Regions from separate parts of the Homo sapiens genome. Here region 1 is linked to region 2. The links are chromatin contacts, found by Hi-C or POLR2A ChIA-PET in ENCODE. All regions are on one chromosome and are shown on one strand. Each heading gives the region's core, a stretch centred on a gene start or an enhancer-like site at or near the end of the contact. The rest is flanking DNA. Distances are from core to core; before and after follow the strand shown. Region 1 has its middle 23 kb from the start of AKIRIN2. Region 2 overlaps RNGTT (RNA guanylyltransferase and 5'-phosphatase).

Region 1 (4,108 bases), core at 734-3,233, 1.0 Mb after region 2:
GGCTGGTGGATCACCTGAGGTCAGGAGTTTGAGACCAGCCTGGCTAACATGGTGAAACCCGTCTCTACTAAAAATACAAAAAATTAGCTGGGCCTGGTGATGGTGATGGGCACCTGTAATCCCAGCTACTCAGAAGGCTGAGGCAGGAGAATCACTTGACCCCGGGAAGTGGAGGTTGCAGTGAGCTGAGATTGTGCCACTGCATCCAGCCTAGGCAACAAGAGCAAAACTCCATCTCAAAAAAAAAAAAAGTGACCAAATTTATATCTACAGGCTGGGGAAACATGATGAACAAGAAAAATAAATCACTTTTTTTTTTTCTCTAGACGGAGTCTTGCTGTGTTGCCCAGGCTGGAGTGCAATGGCGTGATATCAACTCACTGTAACCTCCACCTCCCGAGTTCAAGTGATCCTCCTGCCTCAGCCTCCCAAGTAGCTGGGATTACAGGCGCCAGCCAGTGCACCCAGCTAATTTTTGTATTTCTATTAGAGATGAGGTTTCACCATGTTGGCCAGGCTGGTTTCAAACTCCTGACCTCGTGATCTGCCTGTCAGCCTCCCAAAGTGCTGGGATTACAGGCGTGAGCCACCATGGCTGGCCAATAAATCACTTTTAAGACTTTTTTTTTTTTTGAGATGCAGTCTCACTCTGTCACCCAGGCTGGAGTGCAATGGCACAATCTTGGCTCACTGCAACCTCCGCCTCCTGGGTTCAAGCGATTCTCCCACCTCAGCTTCCCAAATAGTTGGGATTACCGGCACCCGCCATCATGCCTGGCTAATTTTTTGGTATTTTTGTGGAGATGGGGATTTCACCATGTTGGCCAGGCTGGTCTTGAACTCCTGATCTCAGGTGATTCTCCCACCTCAGCCTCCCAAAGTGCTGAGATTACAGGCGTGAGTCACCGTGCCCGGCCCACTTTTGTCTTTCAGCCTAATGTAAAATCATGAATATAGGTATATTGTTCAAGATTTTTGGTTGTGGCTGGGCATGGTGGCTGACGCCGGTAATCCCAGCACTTTGGGAGGCCGAGGTGGGTGGATCACCTGAAGTCAGGAGTTCGAGACCAGCCTGACCAACATGGTGAAACCCAGTATCTACTAAAAATAAAAAAATTAGCCTGGTGTGGTGGTGTGCACCTGTGGTCCCAGCTACTCAGGAGCCTGAAGCAGGATAATCGCTTGAACCCGTGAGGCAGAGGCTGCAGTGAGCCAGGATCGCACCACTGCCCTCCAGCCTGGGTGACAGAGAGAGACTCTGTCTCAAAAAAAAAAAAAAAGATTTTTGGTTGCAAACAACAGAATCCACTCTTGCTAGTTTAAAAATAAAATGAACCGGGCGTGGTGGCTCACGCCTGTAATCCCAGCACTTTGGGAGGCCGAGGTGGGCGGATCATCTGAGGTCAGGAGTTCAAAACCAGCCCGGTCAACATGGTGAAACCCCATCTCTACTACAAATACAAAAAATAAGCTGGGCGTGGTGGCTTGTGCCTGTAGTCCTAGCTACTCAGGAGCCCAAGGCAGGAGAATCACTTGAACCAGAGAGGCAGAAGTTGCAGTGAGCTGACATCACGCCACTGTACTCCAACCTGGGTGACGGAGTGAGACTCCGTCTCAAAAAAAAAAAAAAGAAGGAAAATAAAATAAATTGAAAGTATTAAAGGGTATTAGATAGCACATAGACTGTCTGGAAGGGCCAGAGAATCATGTTCTGGGCTACTTGGCAGGAAGTTATATCCAAATCATACTGCTGGACTGTTATAGAAGAGAACGCCGCTGGCGTTGGCACTGTGGCTGCACTAACTCTCTGCTGGGGATACCAACACTGGTGCTGGGCCATTTCTGTGCCACTGGCAAGCTCCATAGCTTCACCAGAAAACAGATTCTGCATGACACCTGCTTTCTCATGGTTTTTTCTTCTGCATTCAGTGTTGCATGGCTACATCTGATTGCAGAAACTAGGTCACATGCTTGCATCTTGGCCGCAAATAAGACTAGAATAGAGAGTTCTAGTTTCACCTTGAAAAACAGAACTCAAAATATAGAAATTCCCTTGATATTGGAAGGGCTTTTAAGAGATGATAAGAAGCCACAAACATAAAAAGTGTCTGCTAGGGCAGGCACAAAATGATTAGGCCACCAAACCCTTGAAAAGCAGCAGGAGGCCTCTGTTTGCAAGGAGACTTCTGTTCATGATTGGAACAGAAAACAGCCATAAAAGGATTTTTCTGTAACAAAAAAAAAGTCTTGCAGGAGGCACTCAATCTATAAATTGTTTTTTTCCCACCAAATGCAAGGAGAGATTCAAGGTCTCTCCCTCACACCTTGGCTTTGGCAGGTATTCCCAGAAGCTTTGCAGACATTATTAGCACACTGGAGGACAGTCATATCTCCACCTTGACACAGATTTGGAAAAGAGTAGGCAGAAAAAAAATGAAAGCAATTTAAATGTAGTTCTTAACATTTGTGTGGTGCAAAGCAAAAGATCTCCATACCAGAGTTTAAGTAACTGCAGACAGAGAGACTGAGAACTCTATAATCAGTGGGTCCCATCAGTTGAGAGTGCTATGGACCAGCACAGAAGTAGATCAGCAAAAGGCACAGAATCTGGACAATATAGGAACAAATTCTGGAACTGAACTAGGACAGTGACATTACCTTAGCCAAAATCCTCTAAGGCAGAAATGCTCAATAGATTTTATCTTACGTACCAAGATCTATGGTTGTGGCAACCTCAGTTACCTTGTTAAAGACTACCAAGAGGCTGGGTGTGGTGGCTTACGCCTGTAATCCCAGCATTTTGGGACGCCGAGGCGGGCAGATCACCTGAGGTCGGGAGTTTGAGACCAGCCTGACAAAATGGAGAAACCCCGTCTCTACTAAAAATACAAAATTAGCTGGGTGTGATGGCGCATGCCTGTAATCCCAGCTACTCAGGAGGCTGAAGCAGGAGAATCGCTTGAACCCAGGAGGTGGAGGTTGTGGTGAGCGGAGATCACGCCATTGCACTCCAGACTCCAGCCTGGGCAACAAGAGCGAAACTCTGTCTCAAAAAAAAAAAAAAAAAGACCACCAAGAAAAATGTCCTTATGTAAACCCATTTTCACATGGTTGATACTTATAAGGTTGATACTTACAATTTCGTATTCTACCTTTTTCCTCATTCATTGAATCAAAAACGTCTTTTCATGTTGTTTAATCTTGTTAATTATCCCTTTTAACATCTGCATAGTATTCCACCAGCTGATGCACTCTAATTTACTCAACTATTTCTCCATTATTTTATACTAGGATTAGCTCTAATAATTTGAGAAAGATAAGTAGAATTTTTAAAATAAATTCTTTCTGTTATTCTAAAGAGATTAGCACAGAAATAGTACCTGAGCTTTTCACGGATATGGTCATGTCAACCTTGGGCCTATAGAGATTCCACAAGTACCTTTAAAGGAAAAGTGGCTTTATGAGAAATCAGGCTCCATACTTTCTTGGAAACTTTAAGCAGAAAGACTTTAGGAAGTCCTGACATATGTTCCCAAGATGGCAACTACATACTACAATAAGACCTCTCTTCCTGAACTGAATATCTCTAAGATATCCTTGGGGAAAGAGACCCAGAATGGGGCTGGCTCTCATTTGCAGTTCTGAAAACCACTCACCTTGAAAGCTCAGTCTCCGGAGTCTGGATAATTAGTGGCGAGAATGCCGAAAGCTGCTCAGCCTGTTGTGGGTTTTGAGATAAAACCTCAATTTCCATAATCGTCATAAAGAGCAGAATAGTCTTTCTACCCCAAAATATATTCAATATGAATTGTGAAGTGTCTTAGGAAGAATTTGCATGCAAGGAACAGAATTCCACTAACTCAAATAAAAAGAGGGTTGATTGAAAGGCAGAGGTTATTATGGGGGTCACAGTAAGCCAGCGCTGGAGATACAGCTGCTGGGCATTATAGGGCCAAGAAGGGGATTATGCAGATTTTATTTCTCTCTCTCTCTCTCCTCTGCCTTTTGAGGTACATGGCCTCTCTATTTGACTCTGAGTATCAGTCGGCCCCATCTTTGTGCTCTTTTGTTTGCAGATGAGCTTTTTCTGCTGACTCATGGTTTCTCA
Region 2 (4,024 bases), core at 1,241-3,740:
TTTACATTCACACATAGTTGTGTGATGTTAATAGACATACCAGTTTGGATTTAATTAAAAACAGAAACACAGCAAATATTTTAACAGAATGAATTTAGTTGAAGAATTGTCTGTTACGAAAGAACTGAAGAGATGAAAAAGTCTTGCAGAGGAAGCAAGCACTGCAGGAAGCGTCTACCATGCAGCGAACTGGGGTAATGAAGAAATGAGGGTAGATTATTAAAATTTAGAAGATTGGAGGAGGCCTTATAGGGTTCATAAGAAGCCAGTTGCTGCCCAGCTGTCATTCTTGCCACAAGATCTTGGAGGAAGGATTCAGAGGCTCCAGACAATTGATATACTGGGTTATAAGGCCCAAGTGGCAGAGCAGCTTATACTATAGCATGAACTTGCTGCAGAGCCATCTTTTGTTCTGATTTCAACTTAAAAATGGTAGCCTAACAGGTTCCTTGGTCAATGAGTTGGAGTACTGCTTCAAAATCCACAGTGATTGTTAATCTTTGTAACGTCCTTTTTAGTATCCACTGATAGTGCAAGTAGAGTAACTTGTCTCTGACACCTTGGAGAAGCTATCCTGATAGGCTTCCAACCATTGGACCCCTAGAAATCTTACTTAGGCAATGGGCTCTTAATTTTTGTGGGTTTTATGTCTTCTGTCTTACATGTGTCTTAGCAAGATGTCTAAAGAACTTTATACTTCCTCTTTATCACTCTTAATAAGTACAAAATCATCAGCATTGTTGATCAGTGATTTGTTCTGTGTAGTGTCAGAGTGACCACTGTCTCTGAAAAAAATTAGAAAGACGATAACAAGTGAGAGACAGAAATTGGAGTCCTTACACATGGATGTTGAGATTGTAAGTTGGTGCAGCCAGTGTGGCAAACAGTTACATAGTTCCTCAAAATGTTTAAGATAGACTTACCATGTGACTCAGCAATTCCACTCTCAAGTATATACCCAAGAGAAATGAAAACATATGCCCACACAAAACTTGTACGTAAATCTTCTTATCAGCATTATTCATAATAGCCAAAGGGTGGAAACAACCCCAAATATTTATCAACTGACACATGGATAAATACGCAAACAAAATAACTCTTCCACCAGGCACAGTGCCTCACTCCTGTAGTCCCAGCACTTTGAGATGTCTGAGGTGGGCATAGTGCTTGAGTCCAGGAGTTTGAGACCAGCCTGGGCAACCTGGTGAAACCCCATTTCTAACAAGAAATACAAAAAAAAAAAAAAAAAAAAAAAAAAGCTGGCCATGATGGCACATGCCTGTAGTCCCAGCTACTTGGAGGCTAAGGTGGGAGGAACACCTGAGCCTGGGGAGGTTGGGGCTACAGTGAGCTGTGGTGGGGCCACTGCACTCCAGCCTGAGTGACAGAGTGAGACCCTTCCTTAAAAAAAAGGAAAAAGAAAATACCTTTCATTTAGACGACTGTAGTGGATCCTCTTAAGCAAAGAGACTCTGGATATTATGCCAGCTGGATTTCAATTCAAGCTCTGCCACTCTTTACTCAGGTTCTCTCTCTGTTGCTTGTGTTTCTGTAACTTCATTATGTGGATAATAGTGCCTACCTCGTGTGGGACTTTAATGACATAATACATGTAAGTCCTTTAAACTACTGCATGTTACATAATAAATACTAAATATATATTTACTATTTTTTAAAAAGACCACTGTCTCTGTAGATTCTACTGTGGCAGAGAGCAGAAAAGCAGTATGCTGTGGCTGCAAGATATACTATTGGTCATTCTAGGCAAAGGCAGATGTCTTCTGATAGTACCACAGATTGGTACAGAGAAAAAAGTATTTGCCAACTTGTATATAAGATTTTAGAGGCTACATTGATTGGTTTCGTTAAAGACAGCACATCTGAAATGGCAGCTGCACTTGGTTTAACATGATTAAATTTATGATAATCAAAAATCATTCTAAATCTCTGATGGTGGTACTAATTTTTGTATTTCCCTTGGAGATATGTTACTGCTTTTGGTTTATTTCCCTGGTAGGGAAGGCTGGTTGAAGGGGCTTTTATTTGGCCTTTCCTAGCATAATGACCCTTATTCCGTGGGTCAGACAGCCAATGTGGAAATTCGTTTTCCAAGTATTTCTCTTCCAGTTATACATCCAGTAACTGGAAAATAACCGCAGGTTGTATTTGTGGACATACCGTCACACTTAGATTTAAACTTGAGCCAGTAATCCATTTATCACCTGATTACCCTAAGCTCTCCATTTAACTTACGGACTGCAGTGGCATTTTGGGTTCCTGGCAATTCGTGTCTGTTTAAAGTAAGTGTCTGGTAATCCCCTAGTGGTCTGGGTGTTCTTTCTTTTGGATTATAATTTTTTTATTAGATTTTTCTTTTGAAAGAAAGAACATCCGTACCACTAGGGGGTTACCAGACACTTACTTTAAACAGACACGACCACTAGGGGATTACCCATCGGGGATTACCAGAACAATCACTTTAGCAAATGCTGCTCATCCTTTGAAAAACTGTTGGAAGATTTACAGCAAGGGTCAGCACTTTTTTTCTATGAAAGGCCAGATAGTCAATATTTTAGGGTTTGTTGCCTATGTATCTCAACTACTCAAGTCTACCATTGTGGTGCTAAATCAAAGCTAGACAATATGTGTATGAGTGAGCATGACTGTGTCACAGTGAAACTTTATTTACAAAAACAGGTGTGAGGCCAGATGTGGCCTGTAGACTATAGTTTGCCAACTGTGGATTTACAGTACTGTACATGGTTGTAGTAGTATTGCAATACCTTCTTTAAGGGGATCTGGCCTCCCACTTGTATTGGGAGGCTTAGGTATTTTTGTTGTTGTTTGTTTGTTTTGAGATAGAGACTTACTCTGTTGCCCAGGCTGGAGTGCAGTGGTGCAATCTCAGCTCACTGTACCGTCCACCTCCCGGGTTCAAGCGATTCTCCTGCTTCAGCCTCCAGAGTAGCTGGGATTACAGGTGCCTGCCACCATGCTGGGCTGATTTTTTATAATTTTAATAGGGGTGGGGTTTCACAGTGTTGGCCAGGCTGGTCGCAAACTCCTGACCTCAAGTGATCCACGTGCCTCGGCCTCCCAAAGTGCTGGGATTACAGGTGTGAGCCAACATGCCTGGCCAGAAGGTTCTGGTTTGTTAACCAGGTAAGGTCTGCACATTTAAAACTGAGAAATGCTAGCTTCCTAGCAAGCAGAATGGAATATATAGAATTGACTGCATGGTCTCCTTTACTTCCTATCGGAAAAGTCTTTTTACTCTGCTGACTAGAGTGTATGTGTGTGTGTGTGTGTGTGTGTGTGTGTGTGTGTATTTCTTTTGCTTCAATTCATTAAAAAAAAAAATAGAATGAGCTGGGTTTGGAAGCTGAGGCAGGAGGATTGCTTGAGCCCTAGGAGTTTGAATCCAGCCTGTGCAATACAGCAAGATCTCATCTCTGGGAAAAAAAAAAAAAAATCGTTTTCTCATGCTTATTTGAATTAGTGTTACTCTTTTTGAGAAGGAAATTGTGGTGGTAAAATATTTTTCTGAATGTTGAAGAACTGTTCTTATATAAGGAAGGATTAAGTATGGGGGAAAAAGTCTTACTACTTTGCTGAGCAGCATTTTTCTGTTTTCTACCCTCTGCCTCTTTCACAAAATGAAATGTTTAATTCTTTCATTTATATTTTATTTAAAAATTATTTTAAAGAAATAGACATAAAACACTAATGTAATCACTATTATTATAGTATGCTTAATGACTAAGCTATTTGGTATGTAGCTGGTTGTATTTTTTTATGTATAATATAGCTATTTTTATTATTTAGCAAATGACCCATAGTAACTGCTTTCTTATTTGAAAATATTCTCATCACCCAAACATATTTTAAGACAAATGCTTCGTTGGCTTTCAGTCTTTGAATGGTTACTACTGTTAACATTCTTGATTATGTTTTACTTCCAGTGTGCCTAGGAGAGGCAAGGAGGAGCTGTGACTGAACTCTTTTCAGTTCCTTTGCCTGGTTA

What was found. Hi-C counts contacts between places; a loop is a spot of excess contacts on that map. ChIA-PET counts read pairs that join two places held with the same protein, here RNA polymerase II (POLR2A). Pooled maps may share reads with other maps.
Region 1: a pooled map shows a loop between it and region 2 (3-fold over the local background). The contact joins two enhancer-like sites. A Hi-C loop is called at or near these places in 1 of 50 pooled maps. POLR2A ChIA-PET finds 5 or more read pairs at or near these places in 2 of 52 experiments (GM10248 and GM12878).

What each region holds. Positions count from the first base shown.
Region 1 is chr6:87,723,471-87,727,578 of GRCh38, reverse strand. No RefSeq gene overlaps it. Among named protein-coding and RNA genes, the nearest start is that of AKIRIN2, 23 kb to the right of the region's middle. RefSeq lists enhancers at 1,694-1,753, 2,444-2,553. Within about 2 kb of position 1,983, at least 5 of the 41 ENCODE cell types and tissues checked have a DNase peak (open chromatin) inside an H3K27ac peak, as active enhancers do; they include GM12878, where a contact is called at or near this core.
Region 2 is chr6:88,760,322-88,764,345 of GRCh38, reverse strand. All of the region lies in intron 13 of RNGTT (RNA guanylyltransferase and 5'-phosphatase), which reads left to right. Among named protein-coding and RNA genes, the nearest start is that of RNGTT, 200 kb to the left of the region's middle. Within about 2 kb of position 2,490, at least 3 of the 41 ENCODE cell types and tissues checked have a DNase peak (open chromatin) inside an H3K27ac peak, as active enhancers do; they include GM12878, where a contact is called at or near this core.